Regions from separate parts of the Homo sapiens genome. Here region 2 is linked to region 1. The links are chromatin contacts, found by Hi-C or POLR2A ChIA-PET in ENCODE. All regions are on one chromosome and are shown on one strand. The core of a region is the stretch at or near the end of the contact, and the rest is flanking DNA. Distances in the headings are between cores, read along the strand shown. Region 1 overlaps SAP30BP (SAP30 binding protein). Region 2 overlaps GGA3 (golgi associated, gamma adaptin ear containing, ARF binding protein 3).

What was found. Hi-C counts contacts between places; a loop is a spot of excess contacts on that map. ChIA-PET counts read pairs that join two places held with the same protein, here RNA polymerase II (POLR2A). Pooled maps may share reads with other maps.
Region 2: a loop to region 1 is called in a pooled map, with 5 times the contacts of the local background. The contact joins two enhancer-like sites. A Hi-C loop is called at or near these places in 2 of 50 pooled maps. POLR2A ChIA-PET finds 5 or more read pairs at or near these places in 5 of 52 experiments (A673, B cell, BJ and 2 more).

Annotation. Positions count from the first base shown.
Region 1 is chr17:75,687,089-75,692,973 of GRCh38, reverse strand. All of the region lies in intron 3 of SAP30BP (SAP30 binding protein), which reads right to left. Among named protein-coding and RNA genes, the nearest start is that of SAP30BP-AS1, 5.2 kb to the right of the region's middle. RefSeq lists enhancers at 3,838-4,337, 4,338-4,839. Within about 2 kb of position 4,598, at least 14 of the 41 ENCODE cell types and tissues checked have a DNase peak (open chromatin) inside an H3K27ac peak, as active enhancers do; they include B cell, where a contact is called at or near this core.
Region 2 is chr17:75,248,675-75,254,005 of GRCh38, reverse strand. All of the region lies in intron 1 of GGA3 (golgi associated, gamma adaptin ear containing, ARF binding protein 3), which reads left to right. Among named protein-coding and RNA genes, the nearest start is that of GGA3, 10 kb to the left of the region's middle. RefSeq lists a silencer at 2,644-2,938 and enhancers at 3,262-3,371, 3,382-3,481. Within about 2 kb of position 3,770, at least 11 of the 41 ENCODE cell types and tissues checked have a DNase peak (open chromatin) inside an H3K27ac peak, as active enhancers do; they include B cell, where a contact is called at or near this core.

The DNA of each region.
Region 1 (5,885 bases), core at 3,349-5,848:
TGCAGACTAGCTGCTCCCAAGATACTCTTCTTATTTTTAGTTCAAAGAAGGGAGGCTTCATCATGAGGATAAAGGGGCAGCTCATGGAACCTCAGAGCAAGCATGCAGCAAACCTTTAATAAGTGGCAGAATGGGGATCCCAGAGAGGCCCCAGGCTCAAGGAAGCCTCTCTCTGGCTCTCAGCTCCCTTTACACTGGCTTTATACTCCCTCCAAAGAAAAGCTTCCTCCAATCCCTAATGCAAACAGTGTCCCATGACAGCTACATCCACATGTCCTGCAGAAACCTGAGAGCAAAGGCTTCTTAGACGTTTTCTGGATTTCACTGTTCTGTAGTAAATGTTTCATCTAAACCAAAATCAATGCTGAGAAAGCCACGGTCCAAGCCCTCCGTCACAAGTCTTCCCTTGCCTCCATTGTCTCAAGTGTAAAATGGCAAGAACACACCTGTTTCCCCCATTTCTGGGTTGCTGACACCCAGCCCCTCAAAGCCAGTTAGATCAACAATCTCAAGGGCCACACGTGCTCATCATCAAAACAGCAGAGGCAGAGTTCACAGAAAGTTGCTGGACGCCATGTCTTTTCCTGCTGATGAGTGAGGGAGGAGATGAGACAGGAAGACCCTGCAACAAGACCTTTTCGAGGACAGGTGCAGAGCTCCGCAGGCTCCACTTACACAGACATGGCACACCACGCCACGGCTCCAAAAGGAAGGTGCCAGGAAGGCCACCCAGTTCCCCACACTGAACCTAGACTCAGTCTTAGCCCCCTTTCCAGAAAGTCCCTCCTGATGCTGGGACAGGCCAAATTCCCCATTCCTCAGAACACTGCAGCTATTCATTCAACCTGGCAGGGCACCACGTCCAGGCCAGGCTGCTTAGCAACCCATCTCTTCGAGCCACTGCCCCCTGCCAATCAGGTGGGCAAAGAGGAGGCTGGGAGCAGGCAGGGAGGCGCGCCTGGAGGACTGCCACACCAACTTCAGGTTGCAGTCATAAATCAGCGGCTCTATAGAGACTGCCGCAGTCATAAATCAGCAGCCCTATAGAGACTGCCAGTCTCTCAGGGGACCAACAATCCCTTTGTAGCAGTGACTCTCAGGAAACCAGTGTTCAAGAGTGTTAGTAACAATACATGGGACTGTAAAATGCCCTCACATTTTCCCTCTAGAGAACAGCTTTCTGGGTGCTGATTGTAGGAAAACATCAGCTCCTCCCTCACCCGCCAGCTGGCTGATCATACAGGGACTGACCATTCGTTAACTCTCCCTCCAGCCCCCACTCACCCTTCCCCAAGGCTCCGCACCATACCACACCCACCCCTTCTCATGGACTCAACTGCAGAGGCCCAATCCCCACACAAGGAGTCTACCATGTCTACCCCAAAGCCACAGGAAGTTAGTCACCAAACATGCAATGGCTCTTCAAGGGGAAACACACTTGCCACTTCAGGGCCTCCTTAGGTAAAGTAAGAGGCCAGGAGCCTCCCCGTGGCTTCTTGTGGCTTTTGTGAACCTGGAGATGGAAAGGAGTGTGGGGTGTGTGTGCTGCCAGGCTCAGCTGAGGTTGTTGAGTCACGTCTCTGGAAGAAAAGAGATGATGGGGCAAAATCACAGGAAGTATTTTATCCCTTTATTTTATTTTTTTCCTTTAGGTTGGCTCTTCAGTTCCCCCTAAATTATTCCTTCTACGCCTAAGAAATAAATAAACTGGGTAGTTGGGTTCCAATTTGCCAACTAGTCTGGTCTTTGCTTTTCTACCCTCTTAGTACAAAAAAAGGGCATGGCATGCCCAGAGTACACCCTCAACTCGCAACAAGAGGACTCTCATTCAGTCCTGAACCTGAGGCCCACAAACAAGGCCCACCCAGCTTCCCAGCAGCAGAATCCAGCTCCATGAGCCTTCCCACCCTCAGTGCCTCTGAACAAAGTACTGACCAATGGACCACAGACCCAACTCCAAGTTCAAGAAGATTCTCCTGCCTTACGAGGACCCATTAAACCAAATGCATGAAGTAGCCTGGCCAGCTCAGAAGCCATATAAGCGTGCACGCTCAGGAGGAGGCCAGCGCTGCTGCACTAGGGTCTCCTAAGAAGACTGTGCTGTCTGTGTTGGTTCAGATTCCCATTGGTGTCATAGGCACCCTTGGGACCTACAAGGCTCTGGAGAATCAATCTGGGAATCTGCCTCCTGCTGGCTATACCTTATCATGTTTAGAATGTGATTCTTCTGCCCTCTGAGTCCAACAAGCTGGGCCATGAGCTTGCTGAGCCCTGGGTGCCTCTGTCACTGTGCCGAGCTTCTCCTAAAGAAGAAAGACAACAACCTAAGTTCTCTGGATCCTAAAGTGCTCGCTTGGTCAGGCGCAGTGGCTCACGCCTGTAATCCCAGCACTTTGAGAGGCTGAGGTGGGCCTGACTGCTTGAGTCCAGGAGTTTGAGACCAGCCTGTAGTCCTAGCTACTTGGGAGGCTGAGGAGAGATCACCTGAGTCTGGGAGGTCAAAGCTGCAGTGAGCTATGATCATGCCACTGCACTCCAGCCTGGGTGACACAGGGAGACCCTGAAATACCCCAGAGCTGCTTTTTAGTACCATTTACACACAACCATCCACTGAATCAAGTTTCATCCAATAAAAGTGACCTCTATTCAAACAGTAATGATATGCCTCTATAACGACCTCCACCACAGGGAGGACAGGCCTAAAGAGATGCCCTCTTACCAGTCATGTCTCAGATAGGAGGTATTTAGTATGAAAAATGGACCAAGCACCCATGACAGTTATCATGGAAGCCAGCCATGTGTCAGAAAAAACATGTGATGAACGATTTATTTTATAATTTAAAAAAAAGTATTTTATTTTAGATTTGGTGGTATATGTGCAGGTCTGTTACATGGATATATTATTGTGTAATGATAAGTAAGGTTTGGGCTCCCAGTGTACCCATCACCCAGAAAGTGAACACTGTACCCGGTAGGTAATTTTTCATTCCTCACCTCCCTCCCATTGAAATCTTTTAATTGATAGAAGTCACCTCTCGCCCACTGAAATATTTTAAATGACAGAATTAAGGAGACGGAAGAAAGGCTCGATTATTAAACTGCCAGTCGTTCAAGGCACTGGTGTTAAACCACCTGCTCTGGGGGAGATTCTCACTATGCCCTTAAAGAGGCAGGAAGCGGAAAGAAGGGCTGTGAGGATACAAGCAAAAAGCAACAAGAAAGCACTGTTCATCTCTTCCCCGCCAGCAGCGTTTTGAAATGCACAGGAAACACCTGTCTTGACTCGTATGAATCCACCCACTGGCCTTCAGGTAGAAATTCTCAGTTGGTTAAAGTAATGAGCTCATCCTGGATGTCTAGTCACCAGGCATCTGTCTACATCAGCCAGAGGGCATGGAACCCGCAGCCCAGAGACATGAGCAACAACACACAGCCAGAACAGGCTGAGGGCTTTTCACCCAGTTCCTAAGGAAGGTGAAAACAAAGCACCTCACCTAGGAAAGGAAGGCTGCTCCTGGGAGAAAAGACTAGGCCCACCTCTTCAGCCCCCTCATTCAATTCCAATCAAGACACAAGGAAAAACAGGCTGGGGGAGTTGGGAGGCTGAGGTGCGCAGATCACTTGAGGCCAGGAGTTTGGGACCAGCCTGGACAACATGGTAAAACCTCCTCTCCACTAAAAATACAAAAATTAGCCGGGCATGGTGGTGCATGCCTGTAATCCCAGCTACTTGAGAGGTGGAGGTTGCAGTGAGCCGAGATTGCGCCACTGCACTCCAGCCTGAAAGAGCAAGATTGTCTCCAAAAAAAAAAAAAAAAGATACAAGGAAAAACGAAAAGACAAAAACAAAAGCCAAGTTAGAAAACAGAAAGGAGGAAAGAGGAAGTATGGTTTAAACGCTGAGCTGGTGGAGGACACCAATCTGAGCCGAGGTCTCCTCCTCTGCCTGCACCCCTCATCCACCCAGACCCCACCTGAGACTAAAGGCCCAACAACCAGAGCAGGAGGCGGCTGCGGCACACTGGGCGCTGTCCCTGGAGAAGAATAGTGATCTCAACCTGCCAATTTGGTTTCTTAACCAACTGTGACTGAGACTTGGAAGATGCAACTGTAGGTCAGTGGCAGGGGCCTGGTTCTCAAGAATTACAGAACCTGGAATATGGTTCCTCCTGCAGAGAATACAAAAGTCCAGCCATTGATGAAGCTGACTGGAGCGCAGGAAGGAAGTAACAACAATATAGACCCACGAAACTGGACAAGCTGCCATTTGAGCTGGGAGGATTTACTCAGCAGAGAAGTACCAAGTCCTGAGTAAGAGAATGGAGGTTTATTTACAGCCAACAATGCTTCCTCAATCCTTCCTGGAACCGGCCCCACAAAGCTCCAGTGTCAAACTTGAGTTCCACAAAGGCAGCCGCCAGCATCTAGATCCCACCAAATCTAAACGTCATGTTTTCTTTCCAGCTTCGGGAGTAGCGGGCACAGAGAAAGCACTCTGAACAGGGGCACAGGGCAGCCAGCCCCGAGGCCACAGGCAAGAATGCTACAGACTGGGGGTTTCCTGTTGGGCAATGTAATCTTGCATCTTACAAGTACGTGGCAGCTAGGGAGGCAGATTAGTAAAATGACTCCTTTCAAACCTTTATTCTCTCAGACCTGGGACAGCCCATGGCCTGATGAGATCTCACTTCACGAGCACAATAGCTCCTTAAAAACAGATCCTCACTGTGGCCCACGAGCCTTGAGGATTCCCTGCTGCCCATTTCAGCCTCTTCCTCCCCTTTCTGCACCCAGGATCTTTGCAATGCCTGCTCCCTGAAATCACCTTCTCCCCACTCCTGCCTAGAAAGCCCCGTGTAGGCCTCAGCCCAGCCCAGGGAAGCCTTCCTCTACCCTCATGCTCACCTGGCCGATGAAGACAAACTACTCTACTCTGTGTACTCACAAAAATCACCAAGTCTAATAGTCAGCCTGGTCCACAGAAGGTGCTCAAGCACTGACCTCTCTCTGTCTCTCTCACACACACACACACACACACACACACACACACACACACCCCAAACACTGTCAGTTTGTCTTCTGTCAAGTTTAGGTTCCACACCTACCTTCAGCTGTTATGTTTTAACTTCAGACTCCCAGCCTGGTCAACTCCACAGTGAGTTTCATGTGTAGATTCACTAGAAATGTCAGACGGACAGGCAGCAGAAGAGCAGCTAACAAAAGGGCTAGGCTTGCAATAAAAGTCTGCCAAGGGGCAGGAGAAGGTGGGGAGGGGACACCAACGCTGAATTACAAAAAAATTTCAAACCCAATTCTTTGTTCATCTTTCTGCATCATCTTTTTTTTTTTTTTTTTCCTGAGACAGGGTCTCACTCTGTCACACAGGCTGGAGTACACTGGCGCAATCATAGCTCATTGCAGCCTTGACCTCCTGGGCTCAAGCAATTCTCTTGCCTCAGCCTCCCAAGTAGCTGGGATTACAGGCATGCACCACCATGGCTGGCTAATTTTTAAATTTTTTGTAGAGATGGGGTCTCACTATGTTGCCCAGGCTGCTCTTGAACTCGTAGGCTCAAGCAATCCTCCTGCCACAGCCTCCCAAAATGCTGGGATTACAGGTGTGAGCCACCACATCTGGCCCTGCATCCTCTTTCCGAACACTGGGCCTAATGCTCCTAAATCCTAAGACAAAAATAATTACTGTATAGTTAATTCATTTATTTTTTCCACAGATAATTTATTGAGCATGATTTATACACCAAGCAATGGGCCAAGCATTGAGGATAAAATATGAAAACTCAATCTAGGGGAATAAGTTTAGGTATTATGCTAAGCTCTTCAATTAAGAATCTCATTTTTCACAACAGTCCCATGAAACTGTGCTC
Region 2 (5,331 bases), core at 2,521-5,020, 440 kb after region 1:
TTATAGGATGGAGAAATCGAAAGTGCCGTTTTCTGGCCATTTAGAGCCATTGTCAAGTTTGTACTGGGGCCAAGCGGTGTTGCAGAAGAAAATAAGGCATTTAGGTTTTAGGTCAGGTGCGAGTTGACGAGGTTTTAAGTTCTTGAGAACACAGGCTAAGGGAGAAGGAGGAATGGAGGCTGGAAGGTTGCCCATAGTAAAGGAGGCAAGCCCAGAGAAAAGAGAGAGTAGAGACACGGAGGGAAGGGGTTCGAGGGTTCTTACCCTCCAGAAAAGCAGGAAAGGGGTCAGGGTGTGGAAATAAGGGATTGGGGCACACAGATAAGAGGTCGGGGTGCGGAAATAAGGGATTGGGGGTTCTTGCCCCCTAGAAAAGCGGGACTTACCGCTAAGGGTGAAGGAGAAGGGGTTGAGGGGTACTTGCCCCTCCCCCAGAAATGCAGAGAAGGGGTAGAGACACGGAGAGAAGGGGTTGTGGTACTTGCCCCTCCCCCAGAAAAGCAGGACTTGCCGCTAAGGGTGAAGGACCAAGGCAGGCGTCCCTGAGTGGTCTGACACCTTTGAAACGTGAGTGAATAATCAGAGAGGTGTCCCTGCAATGATTAAACACCAAGGAAAGGCTGCCTTCCCAGTCTGTGACCAGCGCCAGAGTTTTGGGTCCACGGATAAAACGTGTCTCGTTTGTCTCTACCAGAAAATGAAAGGAATTGAAATTAAGAGAAGGGAGAGATTGAAGAGTGGAAAGGAGAAAGTGGTTGAGGGATAGTGAGAGAGGTTGGAGAAGAGAGTAAGAAGAGGCCGCCTACCTGATTTAAAATTGGTGAGATGTTCCTTGGGCTGGTGGGTCTGAGGACCTGAGGTCGTAGGTGGATCTTTTTCACGGAGCAAAGAACAGGAGGACAGGGGATTGATCTCCCAAGGGAGGTCCCGCGATCCGAGTCATGGCACCAAATTTCATGCGCGTCCATGTGAAGAGACCACCAAACAGGCTTTGTGTGAGCAACATGGCTGTTTATTTCACCTGGATGCAGGCGGGCTGAGTCCGAAAAGAGAGTCAGCAAATGGTGTGGTGGATTATCATTAGTTCTTATAGGTTTTGGGATAGGCGGTGAAGTTAAGAGCAATGTTTTGCGGGCAGGGATGGATCTCACAAAGTACATTCTCAAGGGTGGGGAGAATTACGAAGAACCTTCTTAAGGGTGGGGGAGATTACAAAGTACATTGATCAGTTAGGGTGGGGCAGAAACAAATCACAATGCTGGAATGTCATCAGGTAAGGCTATTTTTACATCTTTTGTGGATCTTCAGTTACTTCAGGCCATCTGGATGTATACGTGCAAGTCATAGGGGATGCCATGGCTTGGCTTGGGCTCAGAGGCCTGACAATAGGGACTTTACATAGGATTAGGATGGATTAGAACAGAAGTTCTAGAAGCAGGTGAGAAGGAGTGGAGGGTAGGGATAAGGAAGGAAGGGATTTAAGAAGACATTGAGAAGGAAAGGACCACAAGACTGAGAGGAATGGATGAGGAGAGAGGGAAGAAGGAGTCAAAAAAGAGGTGGGGGAATAGGGGACTTTTGGAAGGTGCAGCATTTATAGGAATAGTGACTTAATAGACCACATGCAGTGGCTCATTCCTGTGGTCCCAGCTACTCAGGAGGCTGAGGTGGGAGCATCGCCTGAGCCCAGGAGTTGGAGGCTACAGTGAGCCATGATCGCCTACTGCAGCCCGGGGCAATAGAGTGAGACCCCCATCTCTAAAAAAAGAACAAGCACACGCCTGTGGGTGGTCCCAGCTACTCAGGAGGTTGAGGTGGGAGGATCACTTGAGCCTGGGAGGCAGAGACTGCAGTGAGCTGTAAGAGCCACTGCACTCCAACCTGGGTGACAGAGTGAGACCCCGTCTCAAACAACAAAAAAGAAAAAAAAAAACGAAAGACGCCAGGCACTGGGACTCACACCTGTAATCCTAGCACCTTGGGAGTTAAAGGCAGGCAGATTGCTTGAGCCTAGGAGTTCAAGACCAGCCTGAGCAACATGGCAAAATTCTGTCTCTACCAAAAGTACAAAAAATTAGCTAGGTGTGATGTGAGTGTCTGTGGTCCCAGCTAGGCTGAGGTAGAAGAATCATCTGAGCCTGGGAAGTTGAGGCTACAGTGAAGCCATGATCGCACCACTGCACTCTTGCCTGAGTGACAGAGTGAGACCCTGTCTCAAAAAAGAAAAAAAAAGGAAGAAGAAAAAGAAATGGGGAAGTCAGGAAAAAGAAGTGATGCTTTTTTTTTTTTTTTTTTTTTTGAGAAGGAGTCTCACTCTAGTCGCCCAGGCTAGAGTGCAGTGGCACAATCTCAGCTCATTGCAACCTCTGCCGCCTGGGTTAAAGCGATTCTCCTGCCTCAGCCTCCCAAGTAGCTGGGATTACAGGCGCCTGCCACTTCGCCTGGCTAATTTTTGTAGTTTTAGTAGAGACAGGGTTTCACTATCTTAGCCAGGCTGGTCTTGAACTCCTGACCTCGCGATCCACCCACCTCAGCCTCTCAAAATGCTGGGATTGCGGGTGTGAGCCACCGTGCCTGGGCCATACATTTGTTTTTACACTCATTTCTGTACCAAATTAGCCCAATTATCTACTGTCTTGTTTTTTGAACTGATTTTTTTTTTTTTTCATGTATTGAACCAGGAGAGCACAGCCTCCTTGAGGGTAAAATCTGTGTCTGGAACTTTTTCTGTAGTCCCTCCAGGGTCTGGCATGCTGACATGCTGTTTACTTCATTGTCTGCGGGTGCTTAACAAAGACTTGGTGATTGACTAAGTTTGTGTTTCCATTCAGGACCCTAGTGAAGGTTGACCTTTATTCCCTTTCCAGCCCATGTTCTTGCTTCTGCTTGTTTGTAAGTCATTTGTTACGTAGATTTTTCTTTTTGGAGATGGAGCCTCACTCTGTGGCCCAGGCTGGAGTGCAATGGCCTGATCTCAGCTCACTGCAGCCTCTGCCTCCTGGGTTCAAGTGGTTCTCCTGCCTTAGCCTCCTGAGTAGCTGGGATCACAGGTGCGCGGAACCATGCCCAGCTAATTTTGTGTTTTTAGTAGAGATGGGGTTTCACCATGTTGGTCAGGCTGGTCTCGAACTCCTAACCTCACGCAGGTGATCCGCCTGCCTCGGCCTCCCAAAGTGCTGGGATTACAGGCGTGAGCCACCGTGCCCAGACCATATGTATATAATTTTTTTTTTTTTTTTTTTTGGAGATGGAGTCTCACTCTGTTGCCCAGGCTGGAGTGCAGTGGTACAATCATGGCTCACTGCAACCTCTGCCTCCTGGGTTCAAGCAGTTCTCCAGCCTCAGCCTTCAAGTAGCTGAGATTACAGGTGTGTGCTACCGTGCCTAGCTAATTTTAGTATTTTTAGTAGAGACAGGATTTCACCATGTTGAACAGGCTGGTCTTGAACTCCTGACCTCAAATGATCCACCTGCCTTGGCCTCCCAAAGTGCTGAGATTACGGGCGTGAGCCACCGCATCCAGCCTGCTATGTAGATCTTGTTTTCTCTGGAATGTTTGAGCCGTGCTGGAATGGGGTACCCAATGCTGCTGTTTCCATCCCCACATGACGTTTTAAGTCCCACGAGAGTAGGCTAGCGATGGAGTGAAGCTGAAAAATGAAAGCAGGAAATCCAGAGACACAGAAACAGATGAGGCTTTCAACAGAGACTCGAAAATAGACAGAAACCATGAGTCAGAGCAGAGCCCGGAGGGGCGGTTCGGGAAGGCAAGGTCTATAGGGGAAGCTCGGGTGTCACCTCTATGCCAGGTGAAGGAAATGTTGAGTGGGTGGGAGGCTGTGTGCATCTGCTGGGGAGGCAGTAGGCAGATGGAAAGATCAAGTCACCCAGAATTATCCCCAGAGGTTCCTTCCCGTTCCTGTGGGCGGGTGAGCTCTGCTTTCTGAGCTGCCCAGAGAGCTGGAGGAGATAGACATGGAACTGACCATTGCAGAAACTAGGGCTTTTTGTGCCCGTGAGTAGGCAAAGAGCTCCCTGTGGATTTGCCATAAAAAGGTCTATCAAGGTGGAAGAAAGTGAGATTCTAGAGAAATTAATACAAGTGAAAAGTGGGCAGGAGTGTTCTTGGAAGTAGAAATGCTGTTGGAAGTCTAATAGACTTGGGAAGAAGATAACGTATGGTGAATACCAGTTGCTTCGGGGGTTGGGGGGATCCACATTTTACTCTGTACTCAGAAGATGCTTTTCCCCGTGCAAAAAGTGAAAGTGAGTGGGCCAGTTTTTCTTCTGTCACAAGGTGTATGACTGTTCCCAAAATAATAGCCCTGGGGGATGGGGATTGCTTCTCAGACCATTCAATTTTTGTACCCTGTAGACTTTTGGTGTTATGTGAGAACTTTAAGCACCTGATAGGAATTAGTAACAGAGCTACGCTAATGCCTGAGGAAATTTCAGACAATTGGTGGGAGAGACTTGGCATTTGGAATGTGATAGCTGGTAGGCTACCATACAGTAATGCAGGATTGCCAGACATTTCTTTCCAAATGGCTACCCTTGATTACATTTAACTCCCCTCCTTTCAAGCTCCAGATTTTGAAGGACCTGTTAATTCTCTTTCAAGATTGAAGACAGACACCTTCTTTTTCTTCTAAAGAGGAACCTAGGCGGGGTGCGGTGGCTCCCGCCTGTAATCCCAGCACTTTGGGAGGCCAGGGCTGGTCTTGACCTCCTTACCTGAGGTCAGGAGGCCTGGCCACCATGGCGAAACCCCATCTCTACTAAAAATACAAAAAGTAGCCAGGCATAGTGGCGCATGCCTATAATCCCAGCTACTCGGGAGGCTGAGGCAGGAGAATAGCTCGAACCTGGGAGGTGGAGGTTGCAGTGAGCCTAGATCGCGCCACTGCACTCCAGCCTGGGTGACACAGCGAGACTCAATCTCAAAATAAATAAATAAATAAATATGAACCTAAACCATCAGAATCTTCCCCTTGCAGCCACAACAGAAACACTGCCGGGGAGGCCGAGCCCCGACCTGGGAAGCAGGGTGATACACTGGGTGCCACGGGCCTTCCCTCTGCCTGGCAGCTGTCGCTACTCAGATCCCTGCAGCCCTGTTGCCAGTGAAGGAGCTGGAGTCTCTGTTATGATGTGTTCATCCAGCTGGTGAGTTTTTTTTTTTTTGTTTTGTTTTTTTTGTTTTTGTTTTTGTTTTTTTTTTAGACAGAGTTTTCACTTGTTGCCCAGGCTGGAGTGCAATGGCACGATCTCGGCTCAAGGCAACCTCTGCCTCCCAGGTTCAAGCGATTTTCCTGCCTCAGCCTCCTGAGT